3 separate regions of the Homo sapiens genome follow, and regions 1 and 2 are each linked to region 3. A link is a loop called in an ENCODE intact Hi-C map of the cell type or tissue named here. Cell type or tissue: Caco-2. All regions are shown on one strand. Links, peaks and the distances in the headings refer to the core of each region. The heading gives the core; the rest is flanking DNA.

Region 1 (10,436 bases), core at 5,031-7,530, 140 kb before region 3:
TGTGTGACTAATATTGAAAATATTGTTCCTTTCTTGCAAAAAAAAATGTTTAACATACTTTAAGATAACATTTTGTTAAATTTTTTTTTTCAGTCATGTAAAGTGACTTGTGAATCAGGAGACTGTAGACAGCAAGAATTCAGGGATCGGTCTGGAAACTGTGTTCCCTGCAACCAGTGTGGGCCAGGCATGGAGTTGTCTAAGGTATATTGGATACATGGCAAAGTTGTGTATCTGTGTTTGTAAAATGCATTCGTCTTAACTCAATTCTTTGAGTTAATTATTAATGAAACTTTGGATACCATGACAGAATTATTGGATCATTATGTCACTTTAGCCAAATATCATACAATTCCTTTTTTAATACTTTTGATTCATGTGTCTTACTGAGATAAATAGGTTCTCAAACCCAGAATTCAACAGATGTCATTGTTTTATATAATTTAAAATTTGTAGTGTTTCACTAAAACAGTAAAATTTTTAAGGTTAATTTGCATTAATCAATAACAACTGAAATTCCACTGAAGATTTAAAACTAAAGCATTGTGTGGTGGCTAGCAAGATGGCCGAATAGGAACAACTCTGATCTGCAGCTCCCAGCGAGATCAGTGCAGAAGGCAGGTGTTTTCTGCATTTCCAACTGAGGTACCCAGCTCATCTCATTGGGACTGGTTAGACAGTGGGTGCAGCCCATGGAGGGTGAGCCAAAGCAGGATGGGGTGTCACTTCACCTGGGAAGTGCAAGGGGTCCGGGTACTCCTCCCCCTCACCAAGGGAAGCCTTGAGGGACTGTGCCATGAGTAATGGTGCACTCCAACCCGGATACTACGCTTTTCCCATTGTCTGTGCAACCCACAGACCAGGAGATTCCCTTAGGTGCCTACACCACTGGGGCCCTGAGTTTTAAGCACAAAACTGGGCAGCTGTTTGGGCAGACACTGAGCTAGCTGCAGGAGTTTTTTTTTCATACCCTAGTGGCATCTGGAACACCAGCGAGACAGAACCATTCACTCCCCTGGAAAGGGGGATGAAGCCAGGGAGACAAATGGTCTAGCTCAGCAGATCCAACTCCCATGGAGCCCAGCAAGCTAAGATCCACTGGCTTGAAATTCTCACTGCCAGCACAGCAGTGTGAAGTCCACCTGGGACACTCAAGCATGGTGAGGGGAGGGGCGTCTGCCATTACTGAGGATTGAGTAGGTGGTTTTCCCCTCACAGTGTAAACAAAGCCACCTGGAAGTTCAAACTGGGTGGATCCCGCCACAGCTTGGCAAAGCCACTGTAGCCAGACTGCCTTTCTAGATTCCTCCTCTCTGGGGAGGGCATCCCTGAAAGAAAGGGAAAGAAAGGCAGCAGCCCCAGTGAGGGGCTTATAGATAAACTCCCATCTCCCTGGAACAGAGCACTTCAGGGAAGGGGTGGCTGTGGGTGCAGCTTCAGCAGACTTAAACGTTCCTGCCTGCCAGTTCTGAAGAAAGCAGCAGATCTCCCAGCAAAGCACTCGAGCTCTGCTAAGGGACAGACTGCCTCCTCAAGTGGGTCGCTGACCCCCCAGCCTCCCGATTGGGAGACACCTCCCAGCAGGGGTCGCCAGACACCTCATACAGGAGAGCTCTGGCTGGCATCTGGTGGGTGCCCCTTTGGGACGAAGCTTCCAGAGGAAGGAACAGGCAGCAGTCTTTGCTGTTCTGCAGCCTCTGCCAATGATACCCAGGCAAACAGGGTCTGGAGTGGACCTCCAACAAACTCCAGCAGACCTGAAGCAAAGGGCCTGACTGTTTGTAGGAAAACTAACACACAGAAAGGAATAGCATCAACAAAAAGGGCATCTACACAAAAACCCCATCCAAAGGTCACCAGCATCAAAGACTAAAGGTAGATAAATCCACAAAGATGAGGAAAAACCAGTGCAAAAAGGCTGAAAATTCCAAAAACCAGAACATCTCTTCTCCTCCAAAGGATCACAACTCCTTGCCAGCAAGAGAACAAAACTGGCAGAGAATGAGTTTGACAAATTGACAGAAGTAGGCTTCAGAAGGTGGGTAATAACAAACGTCACCAAGCTAAAGGAGCATGTTCTAACCCAATGCAAGGAAGCTAAGAATCTTGAAAAAAGGTTAGAGGAATTGCTGACTAGAATAACCAGTTTAGAGAAGAACATAAATGACCTGATGGAGCTGAAAAACACAGCACAAGAACTTCATGAAGCATACACAAGTATCAATAGCTGAATCAATCAGGCAGAAGAAAGGATATCAGAGATTGAAAATCAACTTAATGAAATAAAGCGTGAAGACAAGATTAGAGAAAAAAGAATGAAAAGGAACAAACAAAGCCTGCAAGAAATATGAGACTATGTGAAAAGACCAAACCTACATTTTATTGGTGTCCCTGAAAGTGACGGGGAGAATGGAACCAAGTTGGAAAACACTCTTCAGGATATTATCCAGGAAAACTTTCCCAACCTAGCAAGAGAGGCCAACATTCAAATTCAGGAAATACAGAGAACACCACAAAGATACTCCTCAAGACGAGCAACCCCAAGACACATAATCTTCAGATTCACAAAGGTTGAAATAAAGGAAAAAATGTTAAGGGCAGCCAGAGAGAAAGGTCAGGTTACCCACAAAGGGAAACCCATCGGACTAACAGTGGATCTCTCTGCAGAAACCCTACAAGCCAGAAGAGAGTGGGGGCCAGTATTCCACATTCTTAAAGAAAAGAATTTTCAACCCAGAATTTCATATCCAGCCAAACTAAGCTTCATAAGTGACGGAGAAATAAACTCCTTTACAGACAAGCAAATGCTGAGAGATTTTGTCACCACCAGGCCTGCCTTACAAGAGCTCCTGAAGGAAGCACTGAATATGGAAAGGAAAAACTGGTACCAGGCACTACAAAAACATACCAAATTGTAAAGACCATTGACACTATGAAGAAACTGCATCAACAGGCAAAATAACCAGCTAGCATCATAATGACAGGATCAAATTCACATATAACAATATTAACCTTAAATGTAAATGGGCTAAATACACCAATTAGACTGGCAAATTGGATAAAGAGTCAAGACCCATCAGTGTGCAGTATTCAGGAGATCCATCTCACGTGCAAAGACACACATAGGCTCAAAATAAAGGGATGGAGGAATATTTACTAAGCAAATGGAAAGCAAAAAAAAGCAGGGGTTGCAATCCTAGTCTCTGATAAAAGACTTTAAAGCAACAAAGATTGCAAAAGACAAGGGAATTACATAATGGTATAAGGGATCAATGCAACAAGAGGAATGGAAGGGCTAACTATCCTAAATATTTATGCACCCAATACAGGAGCACCCAGATTTACAAAGCAAGTTCTTAGAGACCTACACAAAGAGACCTGGACTCCCACACAATAATAGTGGGAGACTTTAACACCCCACTGTCAATATTAGACAGATCAACGAGACAGAAAATTAACAAGGATATTCAGGACCAAACTCAGCTCTGGATCAATTGGACCTAATAGACATCTACAGAACTCTCCACCCCTAATCAACAGAATGTACATTCTTCTCAGCACCACATCGCACTTACTCTAAAATTGACCACATATTTGGAAGTAAAATGCTCCTCAGCAAATGCAAAAGAATGGAAATCATAACAGTCTCTCAGACCACAGTGCAATCAAATTAGAACTCAGGATTGAGAAACTCACTCAAAGCCGCACAACTACATGGAAACTGAACAACCTCCTGAATGACTACTGGGTAAATAACAAAATTAAGGCAGAAATAAATAAGTTATTTGAAACCAAAGAGAACAAAGACACAATGTACCAGAATCTCTGGGATACAGCTAAAGTAGCATTTAGAAGGAAGTTTATAGCACTAAATGCCCACAGGAGAAAGTGGAAAAGATCTAAAATTGACACCCTAACATCACAATTAAAAGAACTAGAGAAGCAAGGGCAAACAAATTCAAAAGCTAGCAGAAGACAGGAAACAACTAAGATCAGAGCAGAACTGAAGGAGATAGAGACACCAAAAAACCCTTTAAAAATCAATTAATCCAGGAGCTGTTTTTTTTAAAAGATTAACAAAATAGATAGATCGCTAGCTAGACTAATAAAGATGAAAAGAGAAAAGAATCAAATGGAAACAATAAAAAAATGATAAAGGGGATATCACCACTGATCCCACAGAAATACAAACTACCATCAGAGAATACTATAAACACCTCTATGCAAATAAATTAGAAAATCTAGAAGAAATTGATAAATTCCTGGACACATACACCCTCCCTAGACTAAACCAGGAAGAAGTTAAATCCCTGAATAGACCAATAACAAGTTCTGAAATTGAGGCAATAATTAATAGCCTACCAACCAAAAAAAGCTCAGGACCAGATGGATTCACAGCCGAATTCTACCAGAGGTACAAAGAGGAGCTGGTACCATTCCTTCTGAAATTATTCCAATCAATAGAAAAAGAGGGACTCCTCTCTAACTCATTTTATGAGGTCAGCATCATCCTGATATCAAAACCTGGCAGAGACACAACAAAAAAAGAAAATTTCAGGCCAATATCCCTGATGAACATCAATGCGAAAATCCTCAATAAAATACTGGCAAACTGAATCCAGCAGCACATCAAAAAGCTTATCCACCACAATCAAGTCGGCTTCATCCCTAGGATGCAAGGCTGGTTCAATATACTCAAAACAATAAATGTAATCCATCACATAAACAGAACCAATGACAAAAACCACATGATTATCTCAGTAGATGCAGAAAAGACCTTTGACAAAATTCACCCCGTCATGCTAAAAACTCTCAATAAACTAGGTATTGATTGAATGTATCTGGAAATAATAAGAGCTATTTATGACAAACCCACAGCTAATATCATAGTGAATGGGCAAAAGCTGGAAGCATTCCCATTCTCATTGAACAATGAGAACACATGGACACAGGGAGGGGAACATTACACACCAGGCCCTGTCATGGGGTGGGCGACAAGGGGAGGGATAGCATTAGGAGAAATACCTAATGTGGATGATGGATTGATGGGTGCAGCAAACCACCATGGCACATTTATACCTATGTAACAAACCTGCACGTTCTGCACATGTATCCCAGAACTTACAGTTATATATATATATAAACCCTAAATCATTGATAACAGAAATCATGAATGCTACTACTTACTGGGACTTCTTTTTCTTAAAATGAATGTCAGCATTACTTGTCAAGAAGTAGAGCCTGCCAGTGTCTTAAATAAAGATGCTCTGAGATAGCAGGCATTTTCCAAACCATGGTTTTGAACATTCCTTTGACAGTATGTGTCTTATTATTGATCTCACCACAGTGAGTGTATGTTACTCCCAGGAGCACTTTAAATATATTCATTTCAACCACTATGTGCTAAGAAACTGTGTGTTAGTGTGTGTTATATCAGGACACATTTCACAGTCTTGGATGTTTTGAAGCCTGCCTTTTCTTGTGAGCACGTTCAGAGCTATACATCCATTTGCTTTATTTGCTGATCTTTTGAAGATGTTACTAGTTGTGGAGAAGTGATGTATTGTTTTGTTTTAAATAAAACATCAAAGCCTTTCTGTTAGAAAAGGAACAATAGATTTTTCTTTTTATTTAAAGGGACTTTTAAAGAGAAGTCCTTTTCCCCTACAGACTGCCATTATCTACAGTTGAGTCTTGTCATTCATAGATTTTTGATCAATGATCTATAAACAGCAGGAAACAAAGAATTATGCATTCTGCAAGTGGCTTCTGATAGATAGCGTTTCTCTCTGGCTTTTGTGTTAAATGAGTGGTGGCTTTTAGTATCCTGGGCTTTACATTTGGATTGAAACTGACTGACCTTCAAAGTCTGTGTGATATCTCATTAACAGTAGCATCTCAACAGGTATTTTTCAACCCCTGTTGATTACAGTAACAAGTACTTTCAGACATAGATTTTTCTGTGTGGGGTGTAAAAAGATTAATTTTTAACAGGTTGACATATCTAGGATCAGTGAACAAAGTATTTAAAAATGCCATCATGCCCAAGAGGAAAATAGACTGCTGATGGAAAGAGTGAAACTCTGTAAAATATTTGAAGAGATTTATTCTGAGCCAAAAATGTGTGACCAGTGGCCCATGACACAGCCCTCGAGAGATCCTGACAGCATGTGTCCAAGGTGGTAGGGCTACAAGTTGGTTTTATACAATTTAGGGAGACATAAGACATTACTCAACATTGGTTCAGTCTGGAAAGGCAGGACAACTGGGAGTGGGGAGCAGGTAGGGGAAGGGGGATTCCAGGTCACAGGTGGATTGCAGGATTTTCTGATTGGCTATTGGTTATTATCTAAAGACCTGGAGTCAATAGAAAGGAATGCCTAGAGTCAATAGAAAGGAATGTCAATAGAAAGGGTTAAGATAAGGGGTTTTAGAGACCAAGGTTTTATCATGCAGATGAAGCCTCCAGGTAGCAGACTTCAGAGAGAATAGATTGTAAGTGTTTTCTTATCAGACTGAAAGAGTCTGTTCCATCAGTAATTCCGGAAGGGAGGAGGGTACCATGAGGCATGTCTGGCGCCCCCTTTCCATCCTGTCCTGAACTAGTTTTTCAGGTTAACTTTGGAATGTCCTTGGCCAAGAGGGGGGGTCCATTCAGATGGTGGGGGCTTAGAATTTTAATTTTCGTTTAAAGATGATGACATTTTCTTTTCCTCAAACATTCTTCTTTTCCCAAATCTCAGTGAAAATCTGAATGAAACTTCACAGATTCTGAGACATGAGTGAATAGTTTCTAAGAAATTACTGTCTTATATTCATCCTTTGAATCTGCAGAATATAACCTTAAGTTAATTTTTGGAGAATCAGACCATAAGATGAAAGTCCTATTAGCCTTAATATTTTTGTTGATTAAGAAATCATTTTTCCATTTCTGATTTCATATATATGAGGAATTTAGAGGTTGTCACTCTATCCCAACAGGAAGTAAAAAGCTGAACAAACTGAAAAGTCCGCAGCTCTTAGATCTGCAAGAGAAGTGAGGTCGCAGGCAGCTACAGAGAATCACAATACACTGCTGCAGAAGCCTCCCCTGGAGCCAGCACCAGGGTGGGAAACCTGCACTGTTATTGACAGCCTGCTGTAGCCTAGGTTTGGAAAAGTCTGAGAGTTAAAACTCCAGGAGGACCCACTCATAGAGCACCCTCCCATGCTTTTGTGAGTTTTACTTCCAGGAACTCAAACCGATTTTCATAGTAAATGTCAAAATCAAAACAAAACAAAACAAAAAAATCCCTTGTTTTTCTGACAGGGGAGGCAGAAAAGGAACATTTTGAAATATGCTAGAGTGCTCTTTTTCTTAACAAGGACTGCCCTCAAGAGAAACACATACACCAAAGGCTCACCTGCTGGGGTTTTATCAGAGCCTAACTGACCTGGGGAAGGGAAATACTGACTCAGTCTGCTCCAGCCATTCTCTCCCATTTAAGGGAGAGGCACTGGGGAAGCTTACAGTACAGAGGCACAGGCCTGCACAGGACTATGGAAAGCTGCCCTTTCCTTCACATCTCACCTCCACATTACTAAAGGCCTGTTTATAGCAGCTCCTTCTACCCAGTGTATCATGTATGACATTTGACAAAAATGTACAAAGCATACTAAAAGGCAAAAAATACAATTTGAAGAGACAATGCAAGCATCAGAACCAGACTTGGCAGGGATCTTGGAGTTATCAGAGAGAATCAAGAACAACTATGATTAATATGCTAATAGCATTAATCATGAATATTCTGATTTAATATGCTAATCAGGGAAAGGAACAGAAGAAATATTTGAAACAATAATGACTTAGAATTTTCCCAAGTTAATGCCAGACACCAAACTGCAGATCCAGGAAACTCAGAGAACACCAAGCAAGATAAATGCCCAAAAATGACACCAAGTATATCATTTGCAAATTGCAGAAAAACAAAGAAAAAACCCTCCAAGAAACTAGAGGGAAAAAAACGCCATATGTACAGAGGAGCAGAGATAAGAATGACATCTGACTTTTACTCAGAAATCATGCAAGGCAGAAGAGAGTGCAGTGAAACATTTAAAGTATTGAGAAAATAGCACCTAAAATTCTGTACCCTGAGAAATTTTCCTTCAAGAGTTAAGGACAAATAAAGACTTTCTCAATCAATTGAGGGAATTTGTTACCAGTAGACCTGCCATGTAAGAAATGTTAAAAGAAGTTCTTTAGACAGAAGGAAAATAATATAGGTCAGAAACATGGATCTACATAAAAGAGCATCAAAGAAGTGCTAAGTGAAGGTAAAATAAAAACTTTAATTTTCCTATTCTTAATTGATGTAATAGATGATAGTGTGTTCAAACTAATAATAGAAACAATGTATTTGATTGAGTATGCTTGTGTGTACACACACACACACACATAAGTGAAATTAATTACAGCAATGATACAAAGGGTGAGGAGGAGGAATTAGAATTATTTTGTTGTTATAAGGTATTCACACTATCTGTGAAGTAGTACAGTGTTAGTTGAAAGGAGGCTTGGACTGGTTATAAATGTATAGTGCAACCTCTAGGGCAACCGTTAAAACAAGTATAAAAAGAAGTATAACTGATATGCTAAGAAAGGAGATAAAATGAAACCACATAAAATGCTCAATTAAAACTACAAAAGGGAAAATGTGGAAGACAGAAATAAGAACAAATAAGAAGGCCAAGAAATGGAAAACAGTAATATATATGGTAACTATTAGCCCAACTATATCAATAATCATTTTCAGTGTCAGTGATCTGATGTACCAATTTATAAACATTATCAGAGCAGGTCAAAAAACAAGATCCAACTCTGTGGTCTACAAGAACCCACTTCAAATATGAAGACACACATAGATGAAAAGTAAGTGGATGGAGAAATATATACCATGCTAACACTAATCAGAAGAGCAGGAGTAGCTATATTAATTTCAGACAGAGCAGACTTCAAAGCAAAGACAGATGTCAGGGATAAAGATGGACATCATATAATCATAAGGGAGCTAATTGTCTAAGAAATTATAATAATCTTTAATGGGTATGCCCCTAGCAACAGAGAATCAAACCATGTGGGACAAAAACTGATAGAACTACAAGGAGATATAGATAAATCCACTACTGTAGTTGGAGACTTCAACACTATCAGAAATGGACAGATTCAGCAGGCAGAAAGTCAATATGGACATAGTTGGACTCAACACCATCAATCAACTGGATATAACTGACACCTATAGACAACTTCATTCAGCAACAGCAAAAGACACATTATTCTTAAGCTGTCATGGAAAATTCACCAAGCTAGACCACATATGGGGCCATAAAACACACCTTAACAAAGGTAAAAGCATAGAAATCGTATAGTGTCTGCTGTCAGATCACAATGGAATAAAACTAGCAATCAATAACAGAAAGATAGCTGGAAAACTCTAAAATACTTGGAGATTAAGAACACACTTCTAAATAACACATGGGTCAAAGAGGATATTGCAAGATAAATTTAAAAATATTTTGAACTAAATGAAAATGAAAACAGAACTTGTCAAAATTTGTGGGATGCAGTGAACCAGTGCTCAGGGGGTACTGAAGGCACATATTAGAAAAAAGAAAGAGCCAAAATTGGTGATCTAAGCTTATACCTTATAAAACTAGAAAAAGAAGAACAAATTAAATTCAGAGTAAGCAGAATAAAATAAATAACTATTAAAGCAGAAATCAATGAAATTAAAAACAGAAACTCTGGAGAGAGTGAAGAATCACCAAAAGGTGATTCTTTGAAAAAATTCAATAAAACTGATGGTCCTCTAACTAGGCCAACTTAGAAAATAAGGGAGAGGACACAAAGTACTAATATCAGTAATGAAAGCATGGACATCACTATAGGAACATTAGAAATGCTGTGAACAACTCAGTGCCCACACATTTGGTAACCTAGATGAAATGAATCAATTCCTTGAAAGACGCAGTCTGACAAAGCTCACACAAGAAGAAATCCACAGTCTGTATAGGCCTATATTGACTGAAGAAATTGAATCAATAATTCATAACCTTCCAAAACAGAGAGCACCAAGTTAAAGTGAATTTACTGGTGAATTCTACCAAAAATGAAGAAGAAATTATACTCATTATCCACAACTTCTTCCAGAATATAGCAGAGAAAATACTTTCTAACTCATTCTGTGAGGCCAGAAATCACCCTAATGCCTAAACCAAAGACTTTACAAAGAAACTATAGACCAATATCTCTCATGAACAAAGATACAAAAATTCTCAACAAAATATTAGCAAATTGAATCCAACAATGTATATTAAAAAAATCACACACTGTGACAAAATGGGATTTATCCCACATACACAAGGCTGGTTCAGCCTTTGAAATTCAGTTAATGTAATAT
Region 2 (10,436 bases), core at 3,964-6,463, 110 kb before region 3:
CGCCCGGCCTGTATTCTTACACATACATCTTTACCCAGTTGATTATTTCTTTAGGATGAGTTTCTAAATATGAAATTACTAGATAAGAAGTGTAAACTATTTTATTGAGTTCTAGTGACAGATTGCTAAATTGCCCTCCTAAAAGTGGCAGTTTATGTTCCCACAGGCAATATATACATATACCTATTGGCCTACACTCACACCAGCACTTGACTAATTTTCTAAGTAAAAATGATATATTTTCATTTTAATTTGAATGTACTTGATTAATAATGAAGTTAAACATTTTCATCTTAAATTTTTTAAAAAAATTTAATTGTGTCGTGCTTTTCAGTTTAATTATGAAATTTTTAAATTATGAAACATTCTTCTTTTGGGAATGAAAGTTGTTTGCTTATTTTTCAATTATAGTGTTCATTTCCACGATCAAGATTTTTAAGTTTTACCTTATAGACTGAAGGTATAGACAGTACCATAATTAGTACAATTTTTCAATCTTTGTTTGCCCGTTACCTATTATTGATGATGCTATATTTATTTATTTTTGCCCTTCAGATTTCTTTAAAATCTGTGTGTGTGTGTGTGTGTGTGTGTGTGTGTGTGTGGTTGCTGTTCATCTCTTCCACTTTGACTCCTGGTTTCTTGTTATGCCTAGAAAGACATTCCTGTATCAAGATTGTATGAGTATTTCCCTACATTTTTCCGTTGCTTTTATGGTTGCTTGGTTTTTTGGTGTCTGAATTCCAAATGCTAAAACCTAGTTCTTTATTCATTTATAAGGTATTTTGTCGTTTAAGTTTCAATAAAAATGCCGAAGACCACTGACTTTATATTCCCCCACCTGCACCCCCACCCCAATATAGAAGAAGTGCACTGAGAAGCATCTGCAAAGTTACGTTTAGGGGAATTGATATTTCTTAAGTGTCCACTGCTTCCTCTTCAAAAATGTGTCTACCTAAGATACTATTATTTAAGCCTCTGTGTACTTTTAACCGTAGAACTGGTAATGGAGACTGCTGGTAATTTATGACCACAACTGTAAGCTTAGATGAAAGAGTTAACAAGGAGTATTTTCCTTTCTCTTCTAGATTTTATAGGAAGACGAAACTTGTCGGCTTTCAAGACATGGAGTGTGTGCCTTGTGGAGACCCTCCTCCTCCTTACGAACCGCACTGTGAGTGAACGCAACACAGGCAGAGCCAAGGGGACGCCTGGCCTTTTGAAAAAGTTTAAATTTGTAAACGTTTCTTCTCTGGCAGATGGAGCCAAATCTGTCTCTCCTGTGGGGTGTACAGTGTGTCCTCTTTAATCAGGCTTCTGGCAGGACAGAAAGTCCCTTTGTTCTGTGCCTCAGTCAGCAAACCGGTCCCAGGGATTTGAATCTCAGAGTGGAGTGCAGACATTTTGCCACTGCTCAGCTCCTTCTGAAGCCTTCCCTGGCACCCTGGGTCTGTAATTCAGGCCACTTTGAATAACCAGGCGGCTCACATCCTCACTCTTAGGTCTTCGTGCCCTGGCCCCATGAATTCCTGGATTTTCCTTTCCTAGTCCCCAGACAGGATCATATGGTGGCATCTCTGCCTTCCCAGAGAAGTTCCTCTCTGTGAGTCACCTGCCCTCACTGTGTGTCACTAAATGGAACTTAGTTCACTTCATCCATTCCTTCTTTTCTCTCATTTAACAAATAAATGAGAAAAGAGAACTCCATTGCATGCTGGGGATACAACTGTATATGAGAAAATTGTGCCTTTTCCTCTTTATGTTAACATTAGTTACTCCTTTTGACTATGTATTTTGTGTAGATATAAAAGGTATTTGTTTCAAGTTATCAACCAGCATCAATTTTGAATAGGAAGAAGAGTGGCCTCTCACTCTTTTTAATCCTAAGTACAAACCTGGTCAATAGAAACCCACAGGAAGGGAACCGGTGAGTGGCCTCTATGTGGCAGAGCACGCTTGTCTGTGCCACAGCAGGGCTCAGGAGAGCCGCACTTCACGGCTCAGGGGAGAGCGAAGGGCAGGAGGGAGGACGGAGGAGGCTGCTCTATCCCACACACAGGTCGCTCATGCCTTTCTGGGGAGCATTGTTTTGATGTCATTTTCAATGCATGGGCTCTGTCCTCTTGCTTTTTGCTATGGTAAAAGTCCCCTCTGAACTAATTGAAAGTTAGTGCGTCATTTGATAAGGTCACATAGTACTTCTCTTTCCAAGAGTGTCATGGAATTTTGCAGTCCATATTAGTGTGTCCTTTACCAAAATGCATTATTTTCTATTCTTCATTTGAAGTGACAGAAAAGCAAAAGAAGTTGTAAGATTTTCTTTTATAGAAAACATATATCGATCCTCATTTTTATAATAGGTAAACATTCACCAAATAATTCATTGCAAATAACAAATGCAATATTGAATGCCTGTTATCAGTCACAATGCATATGCTTTACTTATTTTGTTTTACTTTTCTCAATAATCCTATCATCAGTCCAAATTTGTCAATGAGAACACTAGTCCAGAGAGGTGAATCCTGTTCTGTTGTTGGCTGCTAAGTCCCAGAGACAATATTCAAATTCCAGTCCAATTCTTTCTACCACAACGTACTGTCTCCCTAAGCTCCCTAAGGAAAACTAGGCTATCTCATCTTTCCTACACATTGACTCTTTCTTGTGTTGTTTGCTTTAATATTAATCACTTAAAGAAAACGCTAAAAATCTAACATGTCAGGGACACTGGAAGAGTGTCTTTATGCCACGACACAACCCATCAAAGGACAAGCCCTCTTGCCAGTTTAACATGCAGTGACCTGGGCCTGCCTGTAGGTCAGCCCAGCCACCATTCTGTCAGGAAGGTGAGTTAAAATCATGCACTGCAGCCCAGACTGCTGCACAGAGATTCCGTGAAGTCAGTATTACCACTTTAGAGTCAGAAAGTCTTAGGGGTTTTTTCCCATTAATTTATTGGATTTATATTTAATACAATCAAGTCAAAACTCTGAGGCTTTGGGATTTTCTGCCTTCTGGGTTCTGACTAAGCTCAGATATCACAAATTTGCCTTTGAAGGTAGATCTCACATGTAACTTTTAGTGTCTTGTGACGTCCTTACTAATTTAGTGTTGGGTGAAGTCCTTAGTATTTTAAAAAGAAAATTAACCAGTATATATATATATACATATATATGTGTGTGTATATGTTTCTTCATATATGAAACTTTTTAGAAAGCAAGGAAGAATAAGCTATTTGTCAAAGTAAAACTTGCAGTGTGCACAGCTGATAGCCTTTCAAATAACAAAGCAAGACAGGCTGGTAGTCTTCAGTGAGCATGAGTCCTTATCTCTGTAAAAGAAAGTTTGCTGCCTTTGGCACAGTTCTTGGCAGTAATTCCAGAACACAGCTAATCTCCTCAAAAGAGATTTTGGAGTCTTTTGGGAAAATTTTGTAAGGCGCCTTATGTTTTCATTTCTTCCACTTTGGGCTTTTTTTTTTTTTTAGCTCATCCACAAAGAGCTACTGCTTCAGTGATGTTTTTCTCCCTCTTGAGGAGTTCCTGTGCTGCTTAGATTCTCAGCTAGAAGAAAGTGACACCTCTCAAGCTAACTTAAGGAGTGGGGTTTGTTTCAAGGACATGCCTGGTAGTGGGAGAGGCAAGAACTCTCTGGAACCAGGAGTAGCCCTCCCTGGGGGTCCCAGGTGGCTCGGAGTCTGGTGGCACACCACGCCTTCTGCAGAAGGAGACCCTGTATGCTGCATGCTCTACAGCAGCTCTCTGGGTCTGCGGGGCTGTCTGTCCTAACCTAATGGGTCTCTTTGCTCTGGATTTCCCATTTCTGTCAGCTGCCCCAGGGACCACCCCAGTACCACGCCTATCTGTGGCTGGTGACCTGAGCCAGCACTCCCCTCCCCAAGGGCTAGGTCTTCCCTTGTGAAATGGAGTGGTACCTGCCTGCTAAGGAACAGACCCACCTGCCTGCTGTGGTTGTATTGCCAGAAGTGTTGGATTCACATCTTGGCTGCGCTTTGTACTGATGGTGTAACCTTGGGCAAATAGTCTCCCCTCTTTGAACCTCTGTTTACTCTGGAAAATGCCCAAGTCTGCAGATTTTGGATAGAACTAAATGAACTAGTAGTCCAGCAACATGATACCTGCCCCGGGGCAAGCTCAGTAATGACTGTCTACCTGCTGGCCTGCCTTCTTTCAAACCATGACCCTGCCTGTCCTCGGCCATACCCTGACCCAGATGTGTTCTTTGGAGGGTCTGCTGCTTTGGAGTTGTCCTGGACGGGGAGGATCTCATGGTGCATCTGGCTCTGATGTTTGTCTTCTGGGGCTTCACCTCCCCTGGTGGGTGAGCACTGAAGGGTACCGGAAAGTGGGTTCCATGGAGTTTTGTGCCTGAGCAGCTCAGATGGGGGCCAGGTGCTGTGGCTCACGCCTGTAATCTTACTACTTTGGGAGGCTGAGGTGGGAGGATCACTTGAGCCCAGGAGTTCAAGACCAGCCTGGGCAACATAGTGAGACACCATATTCACAAAAAATAAAAAATTAGCTAGGGATGGTGGTGTGTGCCTTTGATTCTAGCTACTTGGGAGGCTGGGGTGGGAAGATTGCTTGAGCCCAGGAGGTTGAGGCAGCAGTGAGCTGGGATTGTGCCACTGCACTCCAGCCTGAACAACAGAGTAAGACCCTGTCTTAAAAAAAAAAAAAAAAAAAAAAGGGTAAAAAAGAAGAAACTCAGATGGCTAGACTGGGAGGCTGAAGGCTGAAGAGACCCGAATTAGGCCAGTCTCTCCCCTCTCTATCTGGATCTGAGGCCTCTGGCCCTACCCCCACCAGATGAGCTGTATGCCCCGCCTCCCCAATAACAATGGATTTGTGATGATAATCCTCCCATAGCCCGTCTGTCTGGGCACTAATGGCATTAATGTGTGATACTGACTGGCTGGGCATGGAGCTCAGGGTTGATGAGTGACACTCCTGTAAACTGCAGATAAATAAAAGACACCCATTACATAGAAATGCCTGCTGCAGGCATTGTTCCCCCAAGTAACTTCAGTTCCTAATCACCTGTGCCCACTTAGAGCTTCAAGGAGAAATAGAGAAAAATACACAAGAAAGTTTAGAACCATATCCTGCCTTCAGTCTGATAAGAAATGCAGATTTAGTATGATTTCTTTTAGCAATGTTTACTTAATTTGGAACAAATACTGTGGTTGGAACAAATGGTTTTGAAAAAATTCAAAGGGGTTTTCACCAGAGTAAAACTTTATTTAAGTATGTTTAACCTAGATGTTTGCTTTGTTCTCGGGGGCTTTGTAAGACAAGCCACGTGATTCTGGAGAGATAAGGGATCAGATAAATCACTGTGTGAGAGAAAAGAAAGCCTGAGCTGGGCTGACCTGCAACTCTTAGGAATTGTATGTGGCTTCATAGTCTTAGAAGACAGCAAGCAGTTGTTTGCACCAATAAGTAATAAATCACATTATTAAAAGTTTATTATTTTCCAAAGGAAGTTTAAAATATATTTTAAATAACAAATAAAGGCAATTTCAAAATAAACTTTGAGACGTATTTGCTCATTAAAGATAATTTTTAACATTTAGTAGAAAAAAGTGAGTGGTGGAAGGGAACCCCAGTAGTCCCCAAAACAGAGCATTTGCAGCATTGATCATTACAAAAACAAAGCATTCTAAGGGTTTTCTTTTCAGTCTTTTTTCTATCTATGCCACTGATTTTGAAAAGATGAGCATAATTACACTGTACATACTATTTTGGATTCTTTTGCCACTTCGGATATACTTTTTTTCATATAATGACTTGTCTGGGTAAAGTGTCACACAGGTATGTGGCCTACAGTTGGACTTCTGAGGCTGTTCCTATTCCACGTGACACTGCTGTCCCCTTCTGTGCGAGCTGTCATGCCTTATTCATGCACTAACGATGGATGTCCATGAGTGTATTTCTGTGTCCAGAGGTACTCATATTTTTGTCTCTTGACATTCAGTGTTAAATTATTTTAAAGTAAGAGTGCCTGGTAAGTAAGAGTACCTCTTTTAAACCAAACAAAAACAAATTTAAAAGGAAATAAATTGGGAGCATTTTGAAATCAATACAGGTTTCCTTTAAAGGAGAAGGAAGAGGAGGGAGTCTGGGAGGGAGGGGGAGAAATAGCAAGTTCCTCGTGTTGAATTCCAAGTTGACTTCAGCTCTTTCCTGGGTATTTCAGCCAACCAAACCATGGAGTTAAGAAGCCAGCTCTTGGTATCCTCTTCTTCCTGGGCACTGAAACATTTACTGAATCTGATCAGAGTAAATGACTGCATAATGAGACGCAGATGAGATATAGATAATCCAAAAGCATTTTCCATTTGCTGGGAATGTCATGTGATTTTTACTCTGTTTGTGGATGGTTTTTTGTTTCTGCAGTGGAGTTGTTTCTGATGAGTTTGCTAATACTTAACAGCCCTTTTCCAAGAGGACTTCCTGGGGCCTCTGCATGATGAGCCCACAAAGCCAGTGCCTAAAGGACTAATTAAGGGCTCCATTTACTGAGGGTTTTCAAGTCGGCTGTGGTCCTCAGACCAAGACTCCTAAGTGTCCAGCCAGGGGATCACTGGCACAGCTGCTCTTAAGGGGCCTTGCTTTGGGTATTGTTTCAGGAACACATAACTGCTACTATGCATTTTAAATGAGTATCTGAGGCAGCAGAGAAGGGGTGGCTTCTTATAGGCAAGTCTTAAATACTTAGCTCTTTACTGCCAAACAGAACTTTCAGGGCAGGGAATAGGAAGACAATGAGATCAAAGGAAAGCCCATGGTTTGTGGAAGACAGATTACCCAACCAGGCCTCCCTGGGAGGTTCAAAGCAGGGATTCCCTCCATTGTTCACCCATTTATGGTTGGTTTAAGTTACTGTTGCTCCTTCTCCCCTTCCTTCCATTGTCTAGAGTTCCTTGGTTTTCTTTACTGTATCTCTTTCTTTTTGTCAATAACATGTGATTTCATTATTTTACTGGAAAATAATCTAAAATAGTGGTAGTCAAAGGTTGCTTATGTGGAAACCAAATAAACACAGCTGAAAACTTAAACCAGGTCTCCCCACAGAGTCCCAGCTCTATATCTCTATCAAGAGGACACCTTTAAATCTCTCCCTTGGAACTCATTTATTTTTTGTTGCAAGCATTACTGTACCAAGCCAAACCAGCCATGGTGGAGAGGATTAGAAGAGAGAGGAGAAGCTAATCGAGGCAGAGATGGAGGCAGCCAGAAGTGAAAGCGCAGCCTGCAGGGAGGAGTCAGAAACTCACAAAAAGCAGCATGAAGAACCCCAAACACATTGTCATTTGATGCCTTTTAGTGTGGAGCAAACAGACCTTTTCATCCTAATGACTGACCCCTGAGGTTTTCTCTCTAATACCCCTTAGTATGATAATTACAGTTCTTATTATTATTCTGGACCCCAAAAAGGGGTGCAGGGATGATCAAATTACACTTGTTGACGTCTTTTTTTTTTTTTTTTTGAGACAGTCTCACTCTGTTAGCCCAGGCTAGAGTGCAGTGGTGCAATCACCACAGATCTCTGTAGCCTCAACTTCACAGGCTCAAGTGATCCTCCCACCTCAGCCTCCTGAGTAGCTGGGCCCACAGGTACATGCCAGCATGGCTGGCTAGTTTTTGTGTTTTCGGTAGAGCTGAGGTTGAATTCCTGAGCTCAAGTGATCCACCTGCCTCAGCCTCCCAAAGTTCTGGGATTACAGGCATGAGCCACCACACCTGACCATGAAGTCTTTTTCAAGAAAGCAGAAAACTGTTGTAATTCATTTAAAAATGATTTACATCAGAAATGACCCTCTCAAGGTTATTTGCTTATTGAGGTAAACAATTGTTTTCTGAAAATATGTTGAAAATTTGTTACAGCAAACTCCTCATTTTCTGAGGATGCTCAAAACAATAGCTGGGGCTGGGCATGGTGGCTCATGCCTGTAATCCCAGCACTTTGGGTGGCCAAGGTGGGTGGATCACCTGAGGTCAGAAGTTTGAGACCAGCCTGGCCGACATGACGAAACCCTGTCTCTATTAAAAATACAAAAATTAGCTGCGCGTGGTGGCAGTCACCCGTAATCCCAGCTACTCAGGGGGCTGAGGCAGAAGAATCACTTGAACGCGGGAGGCGGAGGTTGCAGTGAGCCGAGATCGTACCGTTGCACTCCAGCCTGGGTGACAAGAGCGAAACTCCATCTCAAAACATAAGATAAAATAAAATAAAAAATAAAACAAAACAAGAAACAATAGCTGAGCAGTTTAAATGTCTTGGCCTGTTTAGAGAAAAAATACACCATAAATGTAATTGGTTTATATAATTATTTAGCTATTTCAAACACTTATTCTCCAGATATGTTTCCATAGCCCTAATTTCATTAAAGTTACAGAAATCAGAAAATTCTTTAAAAAGTTTCTTAAACACATGTGCCCTACATTGATTCTTGTCTCCCAAGAAATGCCCTTTTTCTCAAATTGAAATCTTTCAAATTTAGCAGTTTTCTCCCATAAAGTTGCTAAATATTTGTAAGTCATTGACTTTGTCTGTTATCAGTAAAAATGGAAAAGTTGAATGCCTTGACTGAGTGAGTTGACAGCACCCCTTGAATTGGGAGCTGCTCTTCAAAGTCGCTGTGTGCCTGAGCCTTTGGTGGGGCCTTCTGAGAACAGTAGCAGTTGATTATTACCCAGTCACCAATAAATCGAATTTCTCTGGCTTTTATCTTCAGTCTCTGTTAGACATTTAAAACCATTGAGCTGGTTTAAATATTTACTCACAATCAACAGGTTGTGATTTGTTAAAGGGCATCACTAAATTAAATGTTTTTCAGATTAAGTACAGTTTATTTTTAAAAATCTAAAATCCAGCAGGACTGTTTCATTAAGCTGTGGACTTAGTGAAATAAGGTGGACTTAAGTCCACACGTAGTGAAACAGTGCATTGGTGGCCACACACATGGATCAGTGATTTGTGTGTGTCCCCATCAAATGCTTAAAATAAATGTGAGCTTATGGAGGAAAGCAGACTCACATTTGATGCCAAACCTGTAGTGGATATACTCAAAGTTCAGGCTCTATCACTCCTTTTTGTATAGGGAGCATTCACCCTCTTGAGGTGGCATGTGAGGGCCTGCACCGTGTGGGAAAACAGCTCTTGGGTTCACGGTCTAAGGAAGACCAGGGGATGTGGCCTTAACCAATGGATTGGGATCGTTTTGTCTTTAAACTTGGGTGTCTAGCCACTTCCTAGGGGGTTTACTTGAGTACCGTCGTTTTTGAGAAGGGAAAAAAGAAGTTCCAGAATAGTGTGAAATAGCAAGTATTTCTTGCATTCCGAAAGGTACCAGGCATTTCATCTGCATTTCTCAGCCTGCCCTTCACATAATGGTCCATGGTGTGTGTTTCCTTAAAGCCCTCATTCCACAGGACATGGTCACGTGGAGGGTAGGTGAGTCCTACCCCAGGCCTTCCTGGCAGCACAGACAGGCCAAGCTCAATACTGCCTCTCCAGGTGAACTCCGAGGGACAGGATTAAGAGAGTTTTAAAATAATTTATAAATTAAGAAAAATTCTGAACCTATAAATAAAATGTAATTGAGTCATCCTACTTGAAAAAATGGGTAAAGAATCTCAAAGGTTGAAAAGGGCATTAGAAAGTTAAAAATGGAAGCTTGAAGTCAAATTTCAAACAGGAATTAATTAATTTAGAAGATAATATCCCACTTTGGGTTTTTAAAACATTATTTTTTGAGACAGAGTCTCACTCTGTCATCCAGGCTGGAGTGCAGTGGTGTGATCTCGGCTCACTACAACCTCTGCCTCCCAGGTTCAAGCGATTCTTCTGCCTCAGCCTCCCAGGTAGCTGGGATTACAGGTGTGTGCCACCATGCCCGGCTAATTTGTGTATTTTTAGTAGAGACGGGGTTTCACTATGTTGGCCACGCTGGTCTTGAAATCCTGACCTCAAGTGATCTGCCCGCCTTGGCCTCCCAAAGTGCTGGGATTACAGGTGTGAGCCACAGAGCCTGGTCTAAAACATTATTTTAATTGCTTCATTTATTATTTCGATTATCTCAGAGAAAATATTTTAAGTATTCATGAGAGTTTTATCTATTGTAAGTCATGCAGCAGTTTTCTTAATTAAATATTTAAGAAACATTTTTCTTGATAATTATAATTTTAAAAGGATGTTTTAACTTTCAAAATAATTTTTGAACTTTACTGAAATATAATGTATATACAAGAAGATGCATCATTTTAAATGTAAAATTCAGTGAGTTTTGATGGATGTATAACTTATGTAATCATTTCCCCCATCATGATACAGAACATTTCTGTCACCCTCCCATAAGGAAAGTGACTATTTTTAAGCATTGGTCTTCTTGGAGTGGCCTCAGAGGGGTCCGT
Region 3 (10,436 bases), core at 3,947-6,446:
GGTTTATATTTAAATATCAGCATCCTTGATGTGACAGAACCTAAATATGTAGAAAATCTTGAGAGAAAGGTCTCATTATTTCCTGATGCCACCCATGAGCACTTGTACCCAACTTACACGGCTTCCGTTCTGTGGAGCACACTTTACAAGCAGTCACGACTGTGCCCATCTAGCTGGAAGTAGAGGGCAGAGATCAGTGGCTTCGTCTCACAGGGCCGTAGTCTGGTACTGCCAACGGTGGCTTGGCCCAGCTGTGACCGGGACACTCATGACCAGGACAGGCACTCATGTAACGACCAAGAGCCTCTTCCCATCAGGGCACAACAGTGCTCACAATGCTTGGTTGCTGCTGGAGTTCCTGTCTTGGCGTGATACTGGGAGGAAAAAGTGCCCAAGAGTTCTGTGCTTAGGGATGCTTTCTGGGTGGTCTCCAAGTGCCTGTGGTAACCCCTTCAAACAGTAGCCTTCACATATTTAAGGGGCTCCTAACTATGCATATTTCTACACTTTCGCCAAGAAAAAATCCTGTCAGCTCCAGGATGAGTTCAAATATATATGTGTACAAAGCTGCAAGTTCATATCCTGTTATTTTGTAATACATAATGAACATATAATCCAACCAGACCTTCATTTAAAAATCAGCATACTCATGGCCTCACCTGTTTAACCCTTGAATGCCCTTTTGGATGTACAATTAATATAATTATTTGAAAACATGATTGAGAGCAATTGGTTGGCAGTTTGACTATACCTGTAAGCCAACCTTGCAAAGACGAAATCTCATTCTGGCTCCCTTTCCTAAGGCCCTAGGGTGAAATCGTTGGTGTATCATTTAATTTCATAAATACAGGGGATTACCAGGCAATTAAAAAGTAGAATTATTTTAAAGCTTGGAAGAAGAAGAATAGGTACATCTTTTCTTTGAGTCTATTTTATATATTGCTTGACACCAAGCAAAGGTGCCCAATAAAATGAAACTATGGCTGTTTGATCAATGGCTGAGTATGATCCAAATTTAATGAAACTCAAAGAATGAATGAATGAAGAAACTATTAATTGAATATTTGTAAGAGTTTTTTCCATTCATTCATCCATTCTATCTGTGCCTAAATGCCTAATGTGAATTTCAGGAAGGCAAAACAAACAAACAACCCCAAAAAAGAAAAAACATGTTATTTATTAGGAAGATGTTATATATCAAGCTTGTCCAACTCATGGCCTGTGGGCTGCATGTGGCCCAGGATGACTCTGAATGTGCCCCAACACAAATTCATAAACTTTCTTAAAATACTATGAAGTTTTTTCTTGGTGATTTTTTTTAGCTCATCAGCTATTGTTAATGTAGTTTATGTGTGGCCCAAGACAATTCTTCTTCCAATGTGGCCCAGGGAAGCCAAAAGATTAGAGATCCCTGTATATATTATATATAAAAATTACTGAGTTTTTTTTTTTTTTTTCTTGAGACAGGGTGTCACTCTGTCACTCAGGCTGGAGTGCAGTGGTGCAATCTCGGCTCACTGAAGTCTTGAATTTCTGGGCTCAAGTGATCCTTCCACCTCCGCCTTCCTCAGCTGGGACTATAGGAATGCACCACCACGCCCAGCTAGTTTTTTTTTTTTTTGTAGGAATGGGGTTTCGCCATGTTGTTCAGGCTGGTCTCGAACTCCTGAGCTCAAGTGACCCAGCTACCTCAGCCTCTGAAAGTGCCCCATGGGATTACAGGCGTGCGCCTCTGTGACTGGCTGAGACTTTCTTCTGAAAACTATGATCCAGTGGACCTAAAAGTGGACTGACATCACTGGTGTGTCAACTGGGAGCCTGTTAGAAATGTGAATTCTTAATCCCCCATCCGAGCCCTGCTGAATCAGAACCTGGGGATAGGCCCAGTGACCTGTGTTTTAATAAGCCTTCCCAGTGACTCTGCTGCATGCTCGCCTTTAAGCCCCATGGCTCAGATGGACCTGCGGAAACCTGTTAAGCCTGAAAATGAGATGTCGTTTCTCTCAACTGGCAACTATAACTTGAAAAATACTGAGCAAGAAAGATGTAGACGATTGTAATTTTCTACTTAACTAAAAAAGATTTCTCAGGTGAAATAGAAAACAATTGTTTCATGTAAAACTATAATTTATTTGGGACACTGTTCAAAGTTATTGAGTACCAGCTAGCTGGAAAAGCACCTACAATGATCTAGTGGATTTGGCATGGATATGGCCTACAGATCTGTAGTGGGGACGGAGAAAGGGACGTGGTGTCAGTGTGAGCTGTGTGGAAGCTGGGGCTCTGCACTTGCTCAAGAAGTCTCCCAGACGGGAGGTGCCCTTTGGAGATGAAGGCAGTCCTTTTATTTAAAAAGTTAAAAAGCAGGGTATGTTTTGATTACTAGGAACATTCTACAGGACAATAATTTGTGTTGATCAATTATTATGAGAAAAGCTCAGAAACACACACCTAAGAAGCTTCTTTCATTCTGACTGTTCTGAGCCTGAGAAATAGAACCCAACCTCAGTCAGGCAGGAGCCCAGAGGGAGCCATTTCTCAAGGAAAACACGAAGTTGGTAGAGGACTGGTCATCTGTTGATAGGTCATGATTTCTGCCAAAGTGGGCGATTTTAGCAGAAAGGTGGATGGAGTTGCTTAGGTCTGACTCCCCATAGGCATGGACCTCTCCCATCATTAGTGTTCTGAGATAAATGCCTCTGCCTGCAGGCCAAGCTCCCTGTGCACGGCAGCAAGCAGAAACATGACTACTCCTGACTCCACTTCAGACTGAACGTCTGCTCATGCATTTATCAAAAGGAAATGTTTACTAAGCACTTGTGTGCTAAACACTGTGTACTGGAGACAGCAGGCACACAGATATGAGTGAGACATGATTTCTGTTCTGAGGAACTTCATGAGTTGGGGAGAAAGCCATGGAAATACATAACTGTTCATACAGCACCAAGGTGTCAATGGGGTAGGATATTGCTTTTTTCCACCTAGCATCCATTTCCCTTCTGGTTAGGAGAATAATTTTGCTTTAGAGCAGTGGTTTAGAGGGTGATTTTGTCAGGGCATCTGGCAAGGTCTGATGACATTTTTGGTTGTCACACTGGAGGAGTGAACCACCATACTACACACAGGACAGGCCCCATAAAAAGAACTTATCTGGTCCCAAAACGTCAACAGTGTGCAGGCAGACACCCTGCGGTGGGCCAACAAATGAGGAAGCTCTCCCTGCCCCTGGCTCAGCCAGTGAGGGTGGCCAGATGTGTTCTTCCAGGATTGAGTCTTGAGCCGAATGCAGAAAGGTCTATGGCTGGCTGGAGCTGAGCCATCCCAGTACCAGCCCCATGAAGAACACACCCTCTCCTCTGCCAAGCCCCACCGAGCTGCTCTTCTGGAGCCCTGTTGTAACTTCTTCCTTTGAGTCTGTGGCCTCAAAAAAAAAAAAAATTGGTTTTCTGCTTTGATAAGCCAGAGTTGGTTCTATTTCTTTCAAGAAGATTCCCAGTTGATTAAAAAAAAAAATCAGTTCACCCGTTATTAAAAAGAATTTAATGATGTCTAGGGAACACTGATCTTTTTGTTTGATCAAAGACCAACTCTGTAGACCCAGGATTTGTACCTGAAGCAGCTGTTTTTTCACTTAAATGATTCTGTCTTTCCTCCGATTCATAAAGTCTGGGTGATACACAAGCAAGCTTTAATGCCTGATTTCTACTCCCCACCTTCACTGGAAAAGCAGGGGTTGTTCCTGGACAAAGAGAAAACAGTGTCTCACTGCCACCAAGCCCTGTCAGGTGTGGCAGGAGGTGTGAGGGGGATAGGAAGATGCACAGAGGGACTGCCCTCCATAGCTTGGGTCTCCCTGAAACTGGATCTTCCCTTGTGGAGTCGGGGAAGGAAGTATCGCTGCTTGTGGGTTTCAAAGATGCAAGGGAAGTTCATGGACTGGGTGTCCAAGGCTGCCCAGGAGAGGGGAGGTCTGGGTGCTCTGTGTATGTGGCCAGGTGGATGGACTCGTAACACCAATCAGGCATGGCCAGTGCCATGGGCCAAGACACCCAGGACAAATACCTCATCAGTTCTTTAAAATCAAAGCTAAAAAATCAAAATCACAATGAGATACCATTGTACACCAGTCACAATGGTTATTAGTAAAAAGTCAAAAAAATAACAGATGCTGGTGAGGTTGTAGAGAAAAAGGAATGCTTATACACTGTTGGCGGGGGTATAAATTAGTTCAGCCATTGTGGAAAGCAGTGTGGCAATTCCTCAAAGAGCTAAAAATAGAACTACCATCTGACCCAGCAATCCCATTACTGGTTAATATACACAAAAGGAATATAAATCATCCTACCATGAAGACATATGCACGTGAATGTTCACTGATGCACTATTCCCAACAGCAAAGACATGGAATCAACCTAAATGCCCATCAATGACAGACTGGTTAAAGAAAATGTGGTACATACACACCAAGGAATACTATGTAGCTATAAAAAAATGAGATCACATCTTTTGCAGAAACCTGGATGGAGTTGGAGGCCATTATCCTTAGCAAACTAACACAAGAACAGAAAACCAATTACTGCATGTTCTTATTTATAAGTGGGAGCTAAATAATGAGAACACATGGACACAGAGGGGAACAACACACGCTGACGCCTATGTGAGTGTGGAGCATGGGAGGAGGGAGAGCAAAAAAAAATAACTATTGGGTACTAGGCTTAGTACCTGGGTGATAATATAATTTGTACAAAAAGCCCCCATGACACAAGTTTACCTATATAACAAACCTGCACATGTACACCGAACCTAGAAAAAAAATTTAAAAAAAAAAAATAAAAGTTAAAAGCTAGTCATATTCTTACATTTCAGCCACAGCACTGGACTTAGTAGAAATTAATTAATTAAGTTCCATTAGCCAGATTTCTATTTAAGGCCTATAAGTATCAGTTAGGAACAGTCTGGTGGACCAAAAAAAGAGCCTCAGGCTCCAAAAAAGAAAATGTCCTGAGGACCCCCTACAGGACAATAGCCCCGTGGGGCCTTGCTGGTCAGCAGAGCAGCTATTCGAATGCAGTTCCACCAACAGCCTCAGGGGCACTGTGCTGGTGTGAATTTGGGGCTGAATGGAACATTATCTGGTTCCGCATGGTATCTTATTATTTGAAATTTCAGGCTATTTCTCTTCTGACTATACAAAAGTTTTCCTTTGAAGGGGTGCCAAGAAAGAATAGAGAGAAAAAAATACCTTTTTCATTTTCTAAATAAAACTTTAGGTGGCTCGAAAGAAGGCAATATATCCTGATGGTTAGAGCAAGGGTTTAGTAAGAGATTACCCTGGGTTAAACAACTGGGTAAGGACCTCAGACTAATCACTTAACCCCTGCTGGAGGAAATCTAAGTAAAAGTAAAATGTTGGAGTTTAGTATAATGTTTGAAGTTCATAAAACTGGCACAATGTCATCTACTTTGCTAGATTGTTAATAAGGATTAAATAAGATACAGCATTTAACACACAGAAATGCTCAGTAACTCACTATAATAATCAGACCCGAAGATTTATGAAAACCTGCTTCCTAGTTCAAGAGTTGAAGGAGGAGGTTGCTTACTATTTTTGCACAAGTTCAATTCCAAAACATTGATCTGTGATTAAATATCATAAAACTATCATAAAACTCACAATCACAAGCTACTTATCCAGCTCATAAATCACAGCTTTTTTCTACTTTTTGCCATCTGCTTATTAGGTAACTGTTTATCTACTAAAAGAAATAAAAGATGGAATTAAAATAAATCCATTTTTCTACCTGTTGACTTCTGTGATAAAGGGTCTTCACTGGGGTGATGGGGAAGTTCTGAAAATGGATACTGGTGATGGCTCCACAGCATTGTAAGTGTAGGACATTGTGAATGGCTTGGAACTATACATTTAAAAATGGTTAAAATGGCAAATGGTATGGCATGTATATTTTACCACAATTTTAAAAAGAGATCAGAAATCTCTTTTTAGAACCTGCGATTCACTCAAATATACAGCTGTCTGTGCTATGCCGTCCTCCATTACTAGACATAACAATAACTTGGATGTACCAAAAAGCAGATTATCTAAACAGATTTGGGAGTGAAAAGGAGGTTTGAGTATTCTCAGCACCATTACCAATTCTAATAATTCATCATAATAGTTTAATGGCTCTTTTTTCTGCTGAAATAATTATATGTGCCAAACTCAGCCTACTGATTAAGAATTGTAGCTACAAAGGCTAGCCTGGCAGTTTGAAAAATCTTAAGTGAATTTTATGAGATCAGAATCCTCATTCCAGATCTGTCTCTCCCAAGCCTAGGGCAACTGTATGGCTCACCATCTTGACTTTGAAGTTTTTCTCTGCTACAAGACTGTGGTTACCCACACCCTTTGCTAAAGGTGGATTCCCTCTATCTACAATCAGTTCTTGAGAAAATCAGACTATCGGCCAGGAAGTGAAATTCTTCTCTTCCTTTGAACTAAAAAGACTCTGCTGCTCCCTGTGCTGGATTGGTATCTGTCGGCATTCACATATGAGGCTCTCTCTGTCTCTCTAGAATTATTAACTGAAGTGAAGCCTCTGAACCTGTGTTAGACAGAAGTTGAGCCAGCAAGTACAGCCCCACATATGTGCCCTGTTTACACATTAGTTTATTTTAATTTCATTGTCAGATTTAATAATTCCATTTACAATTACATTTCTGGGTTACAAAACATCTTGCCTTTTGAAGCTCAGTGTCTTCCTTAAACAAACACACCCACACATTAAACACGCACACACCCTCTTAAAATATTAGTGCATTTACAAAAGGGAGGTCTTAGCCTTGAGAACGCAGGTGCTCCTTTCCATTTCTTTCTTCCAAAAAGCTTTCAGCGATTTCAGAGGCTACGTTGGGTAAATATATGAACAAGCCAAAGATTAGGGATTCTATTTACTTGGCTATTATTCTGGGCTGCCTCTATTATTGAAATTGTGTCATAATCCTAGAGCTAACTAAATTGTAACTCTGATTCCGTAACATGCTTTCCTCATTTATTCCTGCTACGCTGTGCAAGAAAAGCAGCTTTCTGCCAATGAACATCCTGTAAAGTTCCAAATCTTGCTTTGTACGCTGTGCGTTCATGCCTTTACATTCAACAAATCTTATTTTCCTACAAAATCATTTTACTGTAGGTAAGGCAATTACATACTAGTATATATATTAGCTACTAGTTAGCATACTAGTTGGCACATGCCACTTTTCAGATTTGTCCCCATGATATCTTACTCTGATAACCCAATAATATCTTCTTTGAGCATCACTGTATTCCCAACAAGGCAACTCAGTTGCCAAAAATTATGAAAGAGCAAGGGAAAAAAAATACAGTGGAATATGCATGCACATATTTCAAAGCAAAAACTTCCTGGTATAATGAGAAAGAAGTTGAAGAAATTACCAGCCCACACAGGTGAGTCAGAGTACCTGACTCTGAATCCTAGTTCTAATGTCTGCTACTAGGTGATCTCAGGCAAATAAGTTACTTATGCATCCCTTGGACTGTTTAGAGAATTAAATGAGATCATACAGCAACATGCATAGTACTTGGCACATCAAATACACTCAACAAATGCTTTTAGCTGTACTTAGTGTTATTGCTGTCACTATTGTAACAATGAACAATAAAATAACAAATGTATGCTTGGTTTGATTAAACTTTTATGACTCCCTCCTAGCCATTCAATGCTGGCAATATACAAGTAGCAGAAATTAGTTTTATTGAAAGTATTTGACATGAAGGATTACTTATCTTTAGAAAATCAATACACAGGCTATGGAAGCATTTAAATAAAATGTCTATCCTAATGTGGAATGCACGTGCATCAAAAGGAAGACAAAAATAAATCTAGTGTTGAAATTCCACTATTTTGAGTGTGTGACTTAAGCTTTTAAGAATTTTGTTAAAGCTCAGTTTTATTTAAACTGCTAGAAAGGGAAATTTAAGTACAGGTTGGCCTTCCTCCTGACCCTAAAGCTTAAACAAAACATACATTTAGTACCGAATGGAAAGAGAGTAAAGAAACTGTGTGTTACCTGACATACTCTAACTTATGTGATGGGTCACAAAAATAACTTGATAATGCTATTCAGATATTTGAGATGTGCAAACTCTACAATTAACCAGGGACTATTCAATAAGAGAAACTTTAATGTAAAGATAAACTATTAAATGTAAAAGAAAATCAGGTATAGGTATAATTTCTTAATCTAATTTCATTATTAATAATGTTACATCATAGTCATAAAGAAAAAGTTTCTTTTACATTTAGTTGAAAAAGACATAAACAAACACCAGAAGATGTCTTGTAAATGCTCTTTCAGGAAACAGTCCAGTTAAACCAAGAGAAATCTTGTTCCTACATCCTCTAGCAACATTTCATAAAAGAGTTGGCTAGCAAATGTCAATTTCAATTCTTCAACTAAAATCTGCTCTAAATCTCTATAATTATTACTATAATTTAACTTTTTACTGGTACTCCTTCCAAATGTAAATTCATCAGTGTATTGCCAACTTGTGATTTCCTCAGCCCTTGAAGCTTGATGCCTGAGGGTGTCACGCAGGAAAGTTAAGAATCTAGATCCAGACCAGGTGCAGTGGCTCATGTCTGTAACACTGGCACTCTGGGAGGCCGAGGCGGGCGGATCACTTGAGGTCAGGAGTTCGAGACCAGCCTGGCCAACATGGTGAAAGCCCATCTCTGCGAAAAATAAAAAAATTAGCGAAGTGTGGTGGTGGGCGCCCGTAATCCCAGCTACAGTCAGGAGGCTGAGGCAGGAGAATCGCTTGAACCTGGGTGGCAGAGTTTGCAGTGAGCCGAGATTGTGCCACTGAGCTCCAGCCTGGATGACAGAGCAAGACTATGTCTCAAAACAAAACAAAACAAAACCTAGAACCAGACGTTTGGGGATACAACATCTGCTTCTGTAACCTGTGTTTAGCCCACTCAGCACACTTTTTTTTTTTTTTTTGAGACAGCGTTTCACTCTTGTCACCCAGGCTGGAGTGTAACGGCACAATCTTGGCTCACTGCAACATCTGCCTCCCAGGTTCAAGTGATTCTCCTGCCTCAGCCTCCCGAGTAGCTGGGGCTATACGTACATGGACCACAGCCAGCAAATTTCTGTATTTTTAGTACAGATGGAGTTTCACCATGTTGGCCAGGCTGGTCTTGAACTCCGGACCTCAGGTGATCCACCCATCTCAGCCTCCCAAAGTGCTGGGATTATAGGCATGAGCCATGGCACCAGGCCAGAACAGTTTTAACCATAAGTTAAGAACACCATCTATAGGCAGAGTGCAGTGGTTCACGCCTGTAATCTCAGCACTTTGGGAGGCTGGGGCAGGTGAATCACTTGAGGTCAGGAGTTGGAGACCAGCCTGGCCAACATGGCAAAACCCCGTCTCTGCCAAAAATACAAAAATTAGCCAGGCATGGTGGCACACGCCTGTAATCCCAGCTACTCAGGAGGCTGAGGCATGAGAATCACTTGAACCAAGGAGGCAGAGGTTGTAGTGAGCTGAGATCACCTCACTGCACTCCACCCTGGGTGAGAGAGAGAGACTCCCTCTCAAAAAAAAAAAAAAAAAAATTAAAAAAAGGAACACCATCTATAACAAATGACCATCTTCAAAAACATCTTATGATGTTTCCATTCAGCACTCAAAGCACTGAGAGAACGTTACCTACATTCCTTTTAGAAGGTAGTATACACTGACATCATCTAAAAATGGAATCATTAGTATATTTTTTGGAATGAATCTACTACAAGATATTTACTTGAGGAAGAAAAACCTCTCAGACCTCAAAGTCAACCTCTGGACGTATCTCAAAATGGAAGAGGGACCCATCAAATTTATACAGAAAGTAGATGATAGCTTACTATTAGAGAAAACTGTCAAAACAAGCACTACCCACCAAAAGTAACGGTGACAAAACAGAAGTTGAAGAAGACAGTAATCAAGAGTCTATGGCTAAGAGGTGTCGAGGAGTGCTGTGGGGCAGCAGGGGCTCTGGAGGCAAAAGAGTGTGACCGACTCCTGACTATGCCAGAGAATGGCTCTGAAACAAGACCTTTGCTTCCATACATGGGAAGTGGAGATGACACGACCCACCAGAGCAGTGTTTGGTGGATTAAAGATGCTGCCCATGACCCACCTGGCACATTTTCACTCTGTCATTGTCCCTTTGCCTTTCCTGCATGGAGAATCTCCTTCCTGCATGCTGCTTAAACAGAGTACTATCTGAAATCATTTAGGCGGGATCTCTTGATGCCCAGGGCTTATGAAGAGGTGCTTGACTCTGGCCAGTAAGGACCTATTTGGGAATGGATAGCGGACCCCCTTTCTTCTAGTGGTGTCCCCTACTTATTATGCCTGCTAT

What was found. Peaks named below come from ENCODE experiments on the same cell type or tissue, not always from the same donor. Only the 100,000 strongest peaks of a DNase experiment are listed, where the experiment ranks them.
Region 1: it touches region 3 in a loop (8-fold over the local background); 1 of 110 quality-filtered maps calls a loop at or near these places.
Region 2: it touches region 3 in a loop (2.7-fold over the local background); 1 of 110 quality-filtered maps calls a loop at or near these places.

What each region holds. Positions count from the first base shown.
Region 1 is chr13:23,593,252-23,603,687 of GRCh38, forward strand. It overlaps TNFRSF19 (TNF receptor superfamily member 19), which reads left to right. Exons shown (of 10, transcript NM_148957.4): 3 at 94-204. Among named protein-coding and RNA genes, the nearest start is that of TNFRSF19, 28 kb to the left of the region's middle. In Caco-2, for the core only: no CTCF peak of the experiment used is centred there; DNase peaks (open chromatin) are centred at 6,280 and 6,570.
Region 2 is chr13:23,625,619-23,636,054 of GRCh38, forward strand. It overlaps TNFRSF19 (TNF receptor superfamily member 19), which reads left to right. Exons shown (of 10, transcript NM_148957.4): 5 at 1,089-1,174. Among named protein-coding and RNA genes, the nearest start is that of TNFRSF19, 60 kb to the left of the region's middle. RefSeq lists enhancers at 5,999-6,807, 6,808-7,616. In Caco-2, for the core only: no CTCF peak of the experiment used is centred there; DNase peaks (open chromatin) are centred at 4,083, 4,883 and 5,343.
Region 3 is chr13:23,737,008-23,747,443 of GRCh38, forward strand. All of the region lies in intron 18 of MIPEP (mitochondrial intermediate peptidase), which reads right to left. Among named protein-coding and RNA genes, the nearest start is that of PCOTH, 150 kb to the right of the region's middle. In Caco-2, for the core only: CTCF peaks have their summits at 5,090 and 5,289; DNase peaks (open chromatin) are centred at 5,054 and 6,426.